Regions from separate parts of the Homo sapiens genome. Here region 2 is linked to region 1. Evidence: chromatin contacts called from ENCODE Hi-C or POLR2A ChIA-PET data. All regions are on one chromosome and are shown on one strand. Each heading gives the region's core, a stretch centred on a gene start or an enhancer-like site at or near the end of the contact. The rest is flanking DNA. Distances are from core to core; before and after follow the strand shown. Region 1 overlaps KIAA2012. Region 2 overlaps KIAA2012.

Evidence for each region. Hi-C counts contacts between places; a loop is a spot of excess contacts on that map. ChIA-PET counts read pairs that join two places held with the same protein, here RNA polymerase II (POLR2A). Pooled maps may share reads with other maps.
Region 2: a pooled map shows a loop between it and region 1 (4-fold over the local background). The contact joins two enhancer-like sites. A Hi-C loop is called at or near these places in 2 of 168 maps with a recorded cell type or tissue (Caco-2 and cardiac septum) and 3 of 50 pooled maps. POLR2A ChIA-PET finds 5 or more read pairs at or near these places in 7 of 52 experiments (BJ, OCI-LY7, Panc1 and 4 more).

What each region holds. Positions count from the first base shown.
Region 1 is chr2:202,119,056-202,126,421 of GRCh38, forward strand. KIAA2012 reads left to right here. Exons shown (of 24, transcript NM_001277372.4): 12 at 6,159-6,227. Among named protein-coding and RNA genes, the nearest start is that of KIAA2012-AS1, 5.7 kb to the left of the region's middle. Within about 2 kb of position 2,921, at least 2 of the 41 ENCODE cell types and tissues checked have a DNase peak (open chromatin) inside an H3K27ac peak, as active enhancers do.
Region 2 is chr2:202,169,583-202,176,948 of GRCh38, forward strand. All of the region lies in intron 15 of KIAA2012, which reads left to right. Among named protein-coding and RNA genes, the nearest start is that of KIAA2012-AS1, 56 kb to the left of the region's middle. RefSeq lists enhancers at 1,318-2,136, 3,389-3,598. Within about 2 kb of position 3,071, at least 2 of the 41 ENCODE cell types and tissues checked have a DNase peak (open chromatin) inside an H3K27ac peak, as active enhancers do.

The sequences.
Region 1 (7,366 bases), core at 1,671-4,170:
GCTGAGGAGGATGGATCACCTGAGGTCAGGAGTTGTTGAAACCCTGACTCTACTAAAAATACAAAAATTAGCCAGGCATGATGGCGGGTGCCTGTAATCCCAGCTACTCGGGAGGCTGAGGCAGGAGAATTACTTGAACCTGGGAGGCAGAGATTGCAGTGAGCCAAGATAGTGCCATTGCACTCCAGCCTGGGCAACAGAGCGAGACTCCGTCTCAGGAAAAAAAAAAAAGAATAATAGCTTGCTTTGAATCCACTAGCTATTCATTTTTTGAAGAAAAAATCAATACAAAGTACTGAAGAATGTATTATTTCTTTTTTTTAAGATGATGGTACTTATGTCATTTTTTACAGAACCTGTGAAGTTATGAATTCTACCTCCCTTGCATTTGTTCTGTTTCAGAGAACCCTAGAGTCAAGAGGGAACTTAGGCATCACCGTCATCAGTATTTAAGCAAAAGAAGCATTTAATCAGACTTTCTGAGGATACCAGTAAATAAAACAGATAAAAGCAGAACTATCTGGTTGAAGTGGAGATGGTCTAATTATGTCCCTCCCAACTTCTCTGAACCCAACTAACTCTTCCCCTCCTAAGATGGTTCTAGGAGTGGGGGTGGGGGACTATGCAGGGCCACTAGAGCTATGTGACAATTAGAAAACCTGCTGGGCCAGGCACGGTGGCTCATGCCTATAATCCCAGCACTTTGGGAGGCTGAGGCAGGAGGATCATTTGAGCCCAGGAGTTCGAGACCAACCTGAGTGATATCTTTTGGCTGTGTCCCCACCCAAATTTCATCTTGAATTGTAACTCCCACAATTCCCACATGTCATGGGAGGAACCCGGTGGGAGGTGATTGAATTATGGGGGCAGCTCTTTCCTGTGCTGTTCTCCTGATAGTGAATGAGTCTCAAGAGATCTCATGGTTTTAAAAAGGGGAGTTTCCCTGCACAAGCTCTCTTTGCCTGCTGCTATCCATGTAAGATGTGACTTACTCCTCCTTGCCTTTTGCCATGATTGTGAGGCCTCCTCAGCCACATGAAACTGTGAGTCCAATTAAACCTCTTTCTTTTGTAAATTGCCTAGTTCCAGTTATGTCTTTATCAGCAGCATGAAAACAGACTAATACACTGTGCAACATAGTGCGATCCCGTCTCTGCAAAAACTTTTAAAAATTAGCTGGGCCTGGTGTGCACACCTGTGGTCCCACCTACTCCAGGGGCTGAGGTGGGAGTATTGCTTGAGCCTGGGAAGTCAAGGCTGCAGTGAGCCATGATTGCACCACTGCACACCAGCCTAGGTAATAGAGTGAGACCTTGTCTCAAAAAGAGAAAAGAAAACCTCTGATTTTATGGATAAGGAAACTGATGCCCAAAGAGGTATGATTTGCTCAAAGCCACACAGCTTTTATATGGCAAATCCAAGGCTCAAACCCAGATCTTCCTTCATCCAGTGAGGCCAGAGCTTTTCCCACTGCATCACACAGCTTCTAGTCCCTCTTATCCAGGTTTCCAAGCTTCAAGGACCTCAAAGTTCCCTCTCTACTGTGATGCTTTACCTGACCACCTCTGCCACAACGATTGCTATTTCCTTACGTTCCACTCATTCTTACCACCTGGGTCTCTTACCAAGCACTCCCTCACATCTTTTATCCTTTGTACTATTTTTCTTCTTTCCCCTCCTAGATTTAAAATTCCTGTGAGTAGATCCCCCTCATCTACCTCTGAATATCACAGAGAACACATTTGGTACTCCCAGAGTATTTCTCATAATATTTACTGAATATTATGAATATTGACTGAATAATATTTATAAAAGGAATAATGGAAGAATGTGTTCAGCTAAATTCTAATAATAGAATCCCCCACCCTGGATTTTAGCTGAACACATGGCTGCCTACCCAGAGATTATGCTTCCCAGACTCACTTGCAGCTAGGTATGGCCATGTGACCAAGATTTGACCAATGGGATGTGAGTGGAAGTAACACATGCAACTTCCAGGTCATTTCCTTAAAAGGAAACTGTTTGCCCTTCCCCTCCTCGTTCTCCTTGGACTTGGTCGTGGTAATAGCTTCAACCATGTGGAAGAGAACAATTCCATATGGGATGATGGAGTACTAAGATATTAGGAACCAGGGTGCTCAGGTAACTTTACGGAGCAGAGCCACCCTGATCGGCCTGCCTGCCTACCTCTGGACTTGTATGTGCAAGAGAAATAAATGTTTATCTTTTTGCGTCTCTTGTTTTACATCAGCTTACCTTGTGCCTTAACAGAATGCAACTATAATATCTGCCAACATACTTCACATTACTTTGTGAAAATCAAATCAGATCACACTTGCACTCCATCTTGTAAAGTATTAAGTAAAATTCCAATATGAAATATGGTTGAACCTCAAAGAAGGCCCATTACATGTGTGTTTGACTCCTTCGATACAATATACTGAATACCTCCCATATGCAAGGGACATGGAAGGATGTTAATATTGAGAGCAAACACTCTCAGGCACCTTGCTATGCATGTCATCTTGTTCCCTTATCCCAACGATCCTAGGAAGTGAGTATTTTCAATCACATATCATAGGTAAGGAGACTGAAACACAGGGAGCTCACTTACGTGGTAAGGGCAGAGCTGGGCTTCATTCCCAGGCCTGTCTGTCCTCACTCCACATACCAAAGCTCCACCCCAGGCACTGCAGTCACTGCCCTCAAGGACCTCAGAGTCGACGTGGAGAACAGATTCACAAGCCAGTAACTGTACCACAAGGCAGAATGAAATGAGTGCCATCACAGAGGCCTAAGAGCACAATCCAGGGGTATTCCAGGAAGGAGCCATTAATTCTAGCCTAGGAGGTTGGGAAGGGCTTTTTACAGAGGAAGTTCCATTTACACTGACCTTTGAGAAACGAGAAGTAGATAGACAGAGAAGGGGAGGGCCAGCCAGCCGAGACACCAGAATGAACAAAAAGAGGAACGTAGAGAACACGTGGATAATGAGGAGCAGCGTGGTGTGAGTGGACTGTGGAGGGGCTTCATGCTGGGGGTGAGGAGGAGCTGGGCCTGAAAGGCAGACCAGGGCCAGACCAGGGAAAGCCTTGTATGCCAGGAGAGAGCCAAAATGCTGCTGTTTAGGCAACAAGGAATCACAGATGTTTGAGGAGGGATGTCATGCAACCCAACACGTGAGCTAGCATGAAGGAACAGACAAGAGAAAAGGCAGAGGGCTCAGGCTACTGCAAAATCAGCCAGACAACACTGGGTGAGGGCCCTGGTGCAAGGCAGTGAGCAGCCATGCCTAAAAGGCATGCTCCCTAGGGCCACTGACTGGACGTGAGCATCTCAACCAGCACTCTGAGATCTGGGTCGCCCATGACAAGACTGTTTGCAGATCCTCTTTATAAAATTGGCTACAATGCTCATCTCCAATCTTCTACTCAAATCCGCTCTTTTTTTTTTTTTTTTTTGGAGACTGAGTTTCATTCTTGTTGCCCAGGCTGGAGTGCAGTGGCACGATCTCGGCTCACTGCAGCTTCCGCTTCTCGGGTTCAAGAGATTCTCCTGTCTCAGCCTCCCAAGTAGCTGGGACTACAGGTGGTGCACCACCACGCCTGGCTAAATTTGTTGTATTTTTAGTAGAGATGGGGTTTCACTGTGTTGGTCAGGCTGGTCTCAAACTCCTGACCTCAGGTGATCCACCTGCCTCGGCCTCCCAAAGTGCTGGGATTACAGGCGTGAGCCACAGCGCCCAGCCCAAATTATCTTTATTCTGTTTTTACTTTCAGTTAAGAAGGTTGTTTCGGAAAGGGGGGCATGTGTGTCTCCTGTATTGTAATTAAGCGAAAACAACAACTAAGGCCTGGAGCCCACATTGTCCCCACAGCAGCACCCACAGGGCCACCGCTCTGGCAGCCTCCCTCAAGCCAAGTCAAAAGTCCCACCAGCACACAGAAAAAAATAGATCCCCATGCCATGTGCCTCTCAGCTTGTCAGCAGTGCAGTGTGGCTGTTTTCTGGCTCCTGGGCTGTAGGGGAAATGGTTGAGCTTCCTAGCAGGCAGCTGTGGTAAATAATGAGTTCTAAGGAAAACCCTGAGAGCAAACTTCTTGGGAGCTACGAGGCAAAGGGCAGGGCGGTGGCGGTGACAGACGGTGTTCGTGTAGCCCTCCTCCGCCCTCTCGCCTGACACACAGAGCTTTCTCTTTCGTGACTGTTTTTTAGCCTCCTTTTCCCTTTCAACCACCCACCACTCAATTCTTTGAGGGAAAATTAACATTCATTATGCAATTTATCTCTCTCCGTTTAATCCAGAGTGTCTGTCTCCAAGGTCCCTACTCAATAATTAATGTTTGTTCTCATTTCCCATTCTCCAGAGCATCTATTCTTGAACCGTAGGGTCAACAATTAACACTAATTACGGCTTTTCCTCTCTCCAGTGTTGATGCTCAGAATCCCAGGCCGCCTGCTCAGCCTCAGCTATCGGTGCGCACGTGACCGTGTGTGTGCCCTGAGATGCAGGAGCACCGAGAGGCAGGCTTTGTCAAGCCCCACCGCAGTTTAGCAAATCAGTAAAACCCAAACATTCTTTCTTGGCATCCTCTCTAGTCTATTTGTTATTGGTAATGAGACGATGAAGCAAAAAATAAATAAATAAAATTATTTGGAGATGAGTTTGGTGGCTAGGCAGACTAGAAGATTTCTAAGTCTTTTCCGGTTTGAATTTTCTAGGATTCCTTTTTTTCTTCTCTGTTGCTCTCTCCCCGATATCTCACACCTCCCTCTCCCTTCTCTCTCTCTCCGCTTCTCTCTCTCTCTCATACAAACACACCAAATTTCCCTTTAAAAAACCTTTCTTCCTGCTGGGCATGGTGGCTCACACCTGTTATCCCAGCACTTTGGGAGGCAGAAGCAGGTGGATCAGCTGAGGTCAGGAGGTCGAGACCAGCCTGGCCAACATGGTGAAACCCTGTTTCTACTAAAAATACAAAAAAAATTAGCCGGGTGTTGGTGGCAGGCACCTGTAGTCCCAGCTACTTGGGAGGCTGAGGTAGGAGAATTGCTTGAACCCAGGTGGTGGAGGTTGCAGCCAGCCAAGATTGTGCCATTGCACTCCAGCCTGGTGACAGAGCGAAACTCTATCTCAAAAAATAAAAATAAAAAACCCTTCATATAGGACCCACTCAATTGACCTCTTTGCTATTACCTCTCCCTTAACTTTCACAAGTCTCATTCTAATTCTCATCAGTCATTAAGACAGCATTGTTTTAACTAATTTTCATTTTGACTGACAAGGGTAGCTAGGAAAATAATTCTCACCCCAGGTGACTAGCAGATCACAAAAAAAAAATTCATCAGGGGCTGTGAAAAAGCCTGTCTGTCTTTTTGGCTAGAATCAGATGGACTAGAATCCCTCCTGGCTCCCCTGGTCCAACACTCTGTTTGTGCTACAACTGGAGAGGGGGGCTTTTTGTGCGTGTCTGTCATCCCCCATGGCTGCACACACTGAGACACAGCTGCTGTTCAAATCTGGGCATCTTGCAGCATGTGTCAAACGTTAACTGTTTCATGATCTTATTTTGTCAAAAGTTCTTCTTACAGAATTTTATCATCATGGACCCTACAGAATTTTACCTTTAAACATCTTAGATAAAAACATTATTTTCCTCAATGCTTTTTTAATCCTAGATCAACCTTCTCTCCAGAATATCATCTGTGGATTTTCAAAAACATCCAATTCAAGGCCGGTGCGGTGGCTCACGCCTGTAATCCCAGCACTTTGGGAGGCTGAGGTGGGCAGATCACTTGAGGTCGGGAGTCGAGACCAGCTTGGCCAACATGACGAAACCCCATCTCTACTAAAAATCCAAAAAATTAGCCAGGCGTGGTGGCACATGCCCGTAATGCCAGCTAGCCAGGTGGTTGAGGCAGAAGAATTGCTTGAACCCTGTAGGCAGAGGTTGCAGTGAGCCGAGATCGTGCCACTGCACTATAGCGTGGGCAGCAGAAAGAGACTCCATCTCAAAAATTTAAAAAAAAGAAACAGTTCATTGCAAAGCTTAAACACTGAGGCAATCACTTCATGTTTTCCCCTGTCTTCGGATAAGGGAATAAATTTTTACAAGACTTTTTCCCGCTCTCAGGTAAAATATCTTACTGTTTTTCAGCCTATGAATCTGTCAATTCAAATATCAGCCATGAAGAGGAAGGGCCTAGTAGTCAGCATTTCCTAAAAGGTAAGCTTTTCCACTAAAAAGTCACCTCGACTTCTCTATGTAATTTGACTCATGATCATATTATTTCATATATAGACCTCCAGAAACCCACAATTTCTCCCCAAATATACCAATAAGTAGCAGAGAGGATTTGCTTCTTGGAAAGCCTGAGAAATGTGTTGTTCTGTTGAGTTACTCATGGACAGCCCCGTGGTCTGAGTGTAAATATTAGTGAGGAAGAGACGTCGGGTGGAACCAAGTGCTTGGGCTTAGCTGGCCTGGGGAAGGATAATTTGCAGGGATGTCCTGTGGGTCCTGCAGGTAATCCACTGCACAATTCCCTAAATAATGAGGTAGACATTGTCCCCTGGAGTCGTGCATCCCTCAGCCTGCACACACCACAAGCTAGGAGCCGATCTGGGAAAGACTCAGGCTTGTATTTTCAATGGAAGACTGAGGCCAGGTCTGCCTCTCCTCAGATTCCTTTTCTATTTCATTTCCCCCATGGAGAGATCTGCAAAAACTGGGAGTATAGGTTGACTTTGTAGCTCATCCTCCACCCACAGACATGGCTGCTGCTGCTTCAGACCAAGGGAAGGATGATGACCTGGAGACTTTCTCTCCTAAAAATAGTCTTTGATTAACAGAGAAATGTGAGTGGTGTTCCTGGCTGCTTTTTTTTTTTTTTTTTTTTTTTTTTTTTTTTTTTTGAGATGGAGTTTCGCTCTTGTCGCCCAGGCTGGAGTGCAATGGCAAGGTCTTGACTCACTGCAACCTCTGACTCCCGGGTTCAAGCAATTCTCCTGCCTCAGCCTCCTGAGTAGGCGGGATTACAGGCGCCTGCCACCAAGCCTGGCCAATTTTTGTATTTTTAGTAGAGACGGGGCTTCACCATATTGGCCAGGCTGGTCTCGAACTCCTGACCTCGTAATCTGCCCACCTCAGCCTCCCAAAGTACTGGGATTACAGGCATGAGCCACCACTCCTGGCCTCCTGGCTGCTTCTTTTGGGGCTGGGCAGCAATGAATCCTGCATGAAGAAGCTGCTGTAGGAACAGGCGGGAGGCAGTGCCACAGATCAAGGGCTATAGGCAAATCAGGGTGGAAGGATTGTTTTTGCCAGAGATTGCAAAACTAAGAGAAAAGTCACAACTGTATCCT
Region 2 (7,366 bases), core at 1,821-4,320, 51 kb after region 1:
GGCTAGTGTACCAAGTCGTTTCATCATAGTGCAGTCTAGACCAGAGATTTTTGTAAGAACCACCTATCTAGACCCATTCTAGCTAGCACCTGGGAGCTTATTAGAAAAGAGAATCTGGGGTCTCACCCCAGACCTGCCTGTTAACAAGGTCCTCAAGTGATTCGTATGCCCACTGATGTCTGGGAAACACTGAAATCTATTCATCGAGGAAACTGGGTTTCAGATTCAAAAGACATGGATTCCTTTACCAGCTGTGCCTTTGATTAAGTCTGTAGTTTAGGGAAGGGCGGATTGCTTCTCTGGGCCTTGGTCTCCTTTCCCATAAACCAAGGAGGTCGGGATGGATCATCTCTAGGGCCCCATCCCATTCTCATGCTCTGGCCGTCTATGAGTCGCTCAGGCTTGCACAGTGGTAGGCTGTAGATCCAGGACTGGGGCGGGGCCTCCTTCCCAAGCTCATCCCCCACCCCCACTTCCGGGGAAGGCTGGTCTGCCACCTTCACTGTGTCCTACATAAATCTCTTCTACCACCCAGCCTCCCTCAGGTGACAGCCTGGGAGGAGGCCATCCCTGTGCCATTTGTGAGCCCTGGCTCAGTGCAGCAACAAGTGAGTGAGAGCTCAATGGGTCAAGATGGGAGCACTGCTTTGCCACGGTTCTCTGGCATGGCATGAGGACTCCATAAACCTCTGGGCCTCTGGAGGCTTCCACTTCCTGATCTGAAAATAACAAAATTGACCTTCCAATCTCTGTTTCTCACTTTCTGTGATTCAATGACATTGGAACTGTTTCTGTTAAGGGGAAAAGCAGAATCCACGGTGCTACCACTGAGATAGCTCCATGGTTCAGCCTCCAGGTTCAGGCCGTCTTAAGTCTTTAACCACCGACTGCATGAATGGAAGCTTCCATTATTCACTCAGCATACACTTGCTGATCCCTACTAAGTTTCATAGCCTTCATGGTTGGATAAAACACACTCCTTACTGCAGCTCCCGCTTTGGTGGAGGAAACAGATATGTGTGCAGACAGCTCCAGTGAGTGGAGTGTGATCAGTGCTCTAAGAGAATACAGGAAGGACAACTGATCCAGACCGGGGCAGAAATCTGATCCAGATAGAGAGAAATCAGGTAGGGCTTCCTGTAGGAGGTAATGGCTGACATGAAGGAAGGCATTTACGAACCTAGACTGCGTTCACCCATTTGTGATGAAGACATCAAGAGAAGGCAGCAGTTCACACTCCCTGTGTGCCAGGCACCAGGCTATGCATTTTCTGTAAAGTGCCTCATTTAACTTTTATACTAATCCTGTAAAGAAGCAGGCCTTGGTATCCCTATTTGTCAGATGAGACAATTGAGGCACAGAGTGGTTAAGTACCACATCCTTGCTCGCAGAGCTGGGCAACAGTGAGGCTGACCTCCCCAGGCTGTCTGCATAGATTAATGCTGGATGTTAACAGCTATCAAAAAGAGGGTTCGCCCCCCACGGGAGAAAACAGCAAGGTCCGGGGAAATAGAGATTTAAAGAAATACTACACACACACACACACACACACACACACAGACATATACACACACACATTCATACATAGACACACACACAGACACATATACACAGACACACATGCACACACACACACACACACCCCAACTAGAGAAATATGAATGAAAAGATTCTTCAAGCAGTTTTTTTAAAGGGAATAAAAAGGTGTGGCCAATCGGGGAGGGAGGCCAAAGTGGTCCAGCAGTGCGGCATCTGCGCCTCCGCGGCGGCAGGGGCCCCGCAGCAGGCGCGCTGGGAGCAGCTTCTCTCGGGGCCTGCCGCGTTTATGGCTTCAATAGCGCCGCTCCGGGTCCCCGCGGCGTCGGAGAGGCTTCTGCCTAGCGCCTCTCTGCTGCGCGAGGTCGTCCCGGCCTTACAAAAGGAGCTCCTCGCTGGTGAGCTCAAGACCCCAGGCGGGCTCTCCCCGAAGGGTCACTTCTCCGAGTGTGTCGCCTCCTTTAGTCTTTTCTTTTCCTCTCTGTGGTGGCTTGTGATGTCTCTAACGCTGGGGCCTCCTATGGACTCCATCCCGAGATGGAGACTGGCAGAGCTAGAAGGTCTAAACATCTGAAAAGCAGGCACGCATAGTCCCTGGGGAGAAGGCAGGGAGGCAGGCAAACCCCTGGAGTGCCACCCAAACAATTGGACTTTTTAATTGATACTGTTTTATTTTGGCCAATTTTCCACTTAGGGGTGGAGAAAAGGGAAGTAATTTTTGGCATTTACTTTTTTTTTTTTTTTTTTTGGAGACAGAGTCTTACTCTGTTGCCCAGGCTTGAGTGCAGTGGCGTGATGGCTCACTGCAACCTCCGCCTCCCAGGTTCAAGCAAGTCAGCCGCCTCAACCTCTCGAGTAGCTGGGATTGCAGGCGCCTGCCACCACGCCCTGCTAATTTTTGTATTTTTAGTAGAGACGGGTTTTCGCCAGGCTGTTTGCGGGCTTACGCCCGCGTCGGCCTCCCAAACTGTTGGGATTACAGGCGTGAGCCACCGCGCCTGGCCATTTTTGGCATTTACTATGAAGCAAGACGTAATGCTAGGTGCTTTATGTACTTTGAGCTTATTTTATCCTCACTATAACCTTATGAGGCAAAGTGCATTGTTTCTATTCCACAGATGAGGAAAATGAGGCTCAAAGAGGTTAGGTAACTTGCCCAAGGGGCACACAGCCAGTAAGTGGAGAAGCTGAGAGATGAACCCAGGTTTCTATGACTCCATGCTCCTTGAATCTTTGAGTTGTGATGCCATCCCTGTGTTTCTGAGAGGAAATAGTAAAAAGTCAGGGAAACATCACGAAATTATGGCAGTATGTTTTTTAAGCCAGCATGAATCTTGGAGGTGATCTAGAAGTTCTTTTATATTATGGATGAAGAAACCTGAGGCCTACAAGTCAAGAGAATCGTGCATGACAACTAATTATTAAAACCAGGGTAACTGGAGTCTGCCCAGTGTTAGTGGTTATCTAGTTCAGTTCAGTTCCGTTCAGGTCAGTTTCGTTTTGAAGACTTTTCCTTGGGCAGTTTCCAGCTTCAGGAATAAACAGCTCCAGAAGGAGCAAGTGTAATGATTGCCTGACCTGTGCAAAGAAGTGAGGAGTAGCCAGTGCTGGAAAAGTTCCTCCTAACACTGTGGAGAAAACAGGGAGACCAGAAGTGTGTGCCCAGGAGTCCTGGTGGTGCCACTCACCAGAATCTACAGCCTGGAAGATGGCACCATGCAAAGGTCTGGGGCTCCTTGCTCCCCACATTGCCCAGTATGATGCCTGCACAGTCATGGCACAGCACACTGCCAGGCCCTGCTATCTGCAGCCTGCAGTACTAGGTGCAAAATATTCTGCTAGTCCTTAGCACCTACATGACCTAACTCTGGTACTGCTCTATTTTTCCTCTGGGAAGTATTTCAAAGTTCTCCTTCATATTGGAAGAGGAGGAAGTAGGAAGTGGTGCACGCTTAAGAATGTTTCTGGTTTACTCCTACACAGCCCAGACTGGGGAAGTCCCCCGGGAAGTCCCCCAGAGTCCCAGAGAACAGCAGTCGTCCCTTGATTCTGAAAATTCTCTTCACCTTCCAGGAAGAAAAGCTCATTTCTAACAAGAGACCTAAATTTGTCAAAACCCAAAAGCAGCTAAAACTAGAGATAAGGACAACATAAGAAAGGAAAATTATAGGCCGGGCCTGGTCACTCACGCCGGTAATCCCAGCACTATGGGAGGCCAAGGCGAGCGGATCACCTGAGGCTGGGACTTCGAGACCAGCCTGACCAACATGGAGAAACCCCGTCTCTACTAAAAATACAAAATTAGCTGGGCGTGGTGGCACGTGCCTGTAATCCCAGCTACTCAGGAGGCTGAGGCAGGAGAATCGCTTGAACCCGGGAGGCAGAGGTTGCAGTGAGCCAAGATAGCACCATTGCACTCCAGCCCGGGCAACAAGAACGAAACTCCATCTCAAAAAATAAAATAAAAAAAGGAAAATTATAGACCAATCTCACTTATGATCAAACATACAAAACTCCTAAATAAACTATTAACCAATCAAATTCTTAAGCTTATATTTTTAAAAGTATTAACAATACACACAACTGAATTTGGTTTATCACAAGAATTCAAAGAGGGTCTAACATATGAAAATATATTTATAATCCACACTAAGAGGTTAGTGGGGAAAAGCCTTAGGGTCATCTCAATAGATGCAAAAGGAAAAAAATAAAATTCACCCATTCCCAATTAAAACTTATCAGACTAAGAATAGAAGAGGGCTTCTTGATTTTGACAAAGAGTATCCATGAAAAACCTATAGTAAACATCACACTTGAATACTTGAATGGTAGAACTTGAGAAGCATTCTTTTTTTTTCTTTTTTGAGACACAGTTTTGCTCTTGTCGCCCAGACTGGAGTGCAACGGCACGATCTCGGCTCACTGCAACCTCTGCCTCCCAGGTTCAAGCAATTCTTCTGCCTCAGCCTCCCAAGTAGCTGGGATTACAGTTGCTCACCACCGCACCTGGCTAATTTTTTGTATTTAGTAGAGATGGAGCTTCACCATGTTAGTCAGGCTGGTCTCGAACTCCTGACCCCAGGTGATCCACCCTCCTGGGCCTCCCAAAGTGCTGGGATTACAGGCATGCGGCACTGCGCCTGGCCAAGAAGCATTCTCTTTAGAGACAGGACTAGGACAAGGATGTCCTCTATCAGTGATTCTATTCAACATTGTACTAGCAATGCTAGCCAGAACGGTAAAGAAACCAAAAAAAGGAAAGATGAAAGGATAGGAAGGAGGAAAATGACACTGGTATTATTTCCAGACTATATTATTACTTATATGGAAAATTCAAGGGACTCTACAGACAAGACATTAAAAGACAAAAGAATTCAGCAAGATTACTAAATACAGATCAATACACAGAAATCAATTGTGTAAAAAATAGTGTTTGAAAACATAAAGCACAATTTAAAAATAGAATTTAAAAGGAATTGTTATTATGGAAAACTGCAAACATACACAGAAGTGAACAGAGCAGCACAGTGAATCCCATATACCCATCTCTTGGCCAGTGTTGTTCACCTGTATCTCCAACTCCTTTCTCTCTCCCATGTTATTTTGAAACAAATTTTAGGCTCATATCATTTTATTCATATATACTTGAGAACATATCTCTCAAAGATGAGAAATGACTTTTTTTATTATTATTATACTTTAAGTTTTAGGGTACATGTGCACAATGTGCAGGTTAGTTACATATGTATACATGTGCCATGCTGGTGCGCTGCACCGAGAAATGACTTTTAACATAATCATGATACCATTATTACACCCAAAATTTAAATAATTCTTTAATATAATTGAATATTCAGTCAGTTTTCAAAGTTCAAATTGTCCCATAATTATTATAATTGTTTTGGAATTTGCAAACCAACTGTTTACAATTGGTTGATATGACCTTTAAATCTCATTGAATTTATAAGTTCCCTTCCATTTCTTTTTTTTCCCCCTTTTAGTGTATTTGTAGGAAATTGGGTCACTTGTCTTGTTGAGTTTCAATCTAGACTTTGCTGATTGCGTCCTCATAGTGTAGTTTAACATGTTTCTCTGTCTTCCACATGTCCTGTAAGTTAACACTTGGGTCTAGAAACTTGATCAGATTCCGGTTTGGTTTGGTTTTTCCTTTTGGCAGTCTATAAATTCAGTGCAATTTCAATTTTAAAAATCCCCAACAGGGTTTTTGGCAGAACATGATTAGCTGATATTAAAATTCATATAGAAAAGCCAGAAATAGTTGTCATGGTCTGAATGTTTGTGTCCCCCAAAAATTCACATGCTGAAACCTCATCACCAATGTAAAGGTATTTGGAGGTTGGGCCTCTGGGAGGTGATTAAGTCATGAGGGCAGAGCCCTCATAAATGAGATTAGTGCCTTTACAAAAGAGGCCCCAGAGAGCTATCTTGCCCCTTTTATCATGTGAGGACACAAAAGAAGGTGCCCTCCATGAACCAGAAAGTGAGACTTCCCCAGACACTGAATGTCCCCAGACACTGAATGTTCCAGCACCTTGATCTTGAACTTTCCAGCCTCTAGACCCACAAGAAATAAATTTCTGTTGTTTCTAAGCTACCCAGTTTATGGTATTTTGTTATAGCAGCCTGAACAGACTAAGATATTAGCCAGTATAATTTTGAAAAAAAATAAAGTGGAAGTTTGCCCTGACAAATATAAAAACTTATTTTAAAGCTGTAAAAAATAAAACTGTGTGCTATTGGCTTAGAGACAGACAGAAGAGAATAGAGAATCCAGAAATAAATGTGCCCACATATGGAAACTTGATATATGGCAATGGCATTATAAAGGGAAATAGTGGAGAAAGGATGATCTATTATTCACTATATAATTTTGAGACAACTGGTTATGCAATTTTAAAATTCTCACCTCACAAAATATCAGGTGTATTCAGGAGCTTAATGTCAAAAAGCAAAATTTAACTTTTAGAGGAAAATATAGCAGAATATTTTTATGAATTTTGGAAAGGAAAAAACTTTTTACCTATTATTCATAACACAAACCATAAAGAAAATTATTGATAAATCTTTTTTTTTTTTTTGGGACGGAGTCTCGCTCTATTGCCCAGAAAGTGCAATGGCATGATCTTGGCTCACTGCAACCTCTGTCCCCTGGGTTCAAGCGATTCTGCTGCCTCAGCCTTCCAAGTAGCTGGGATTACAGGTGTGTGCCACCAGGCCCGGCTAATTTTTGTATTTTTAGTAGAGACAGGGTTTCACCATGTTGGCCAGGCTGGTCTCAAATTCCTGAACTCAAGTGATCAGCCTGCCTTGGCCTCCCAAAGTGCTGGGATTACAGGTGTGAGCCACTGTGCCCCGCCAATGAATCTGACTATATTAAAGTTTGAAGTTTTCAACAAGACAACATGAAGTTAAAAGCCAAATTGCAGATTAGAAGGAGATACCTGCAATGCATGTAACCAACAAAGCATTAGTAACCAAAATGCAGCAGCATTTCTTCCCTCTACAAATAGGGAAAGAAAAAGACAATCAACCCAAAGGAAAAATGAGCAAATGATGTGAACAGGCAACTAACAGAAGAAGAAACACAAATAAATGGCCATAGAGAAAAAAAAGTTCTCCTTACTAATCAGGAAAATCCCAGTTAAAACAAAAAGATATCATTTCATATATATCAGACCAGCAAAAGTTTAAAAGTCTATAAACACTATTAATGAGGATATAAAGTTTTAGTAATTTAGAGCAATTTGAAAATATTCAATAAATTGAAGATGCATATATCCTGCATCCCAACAAGTTCATTCCCAGGTAT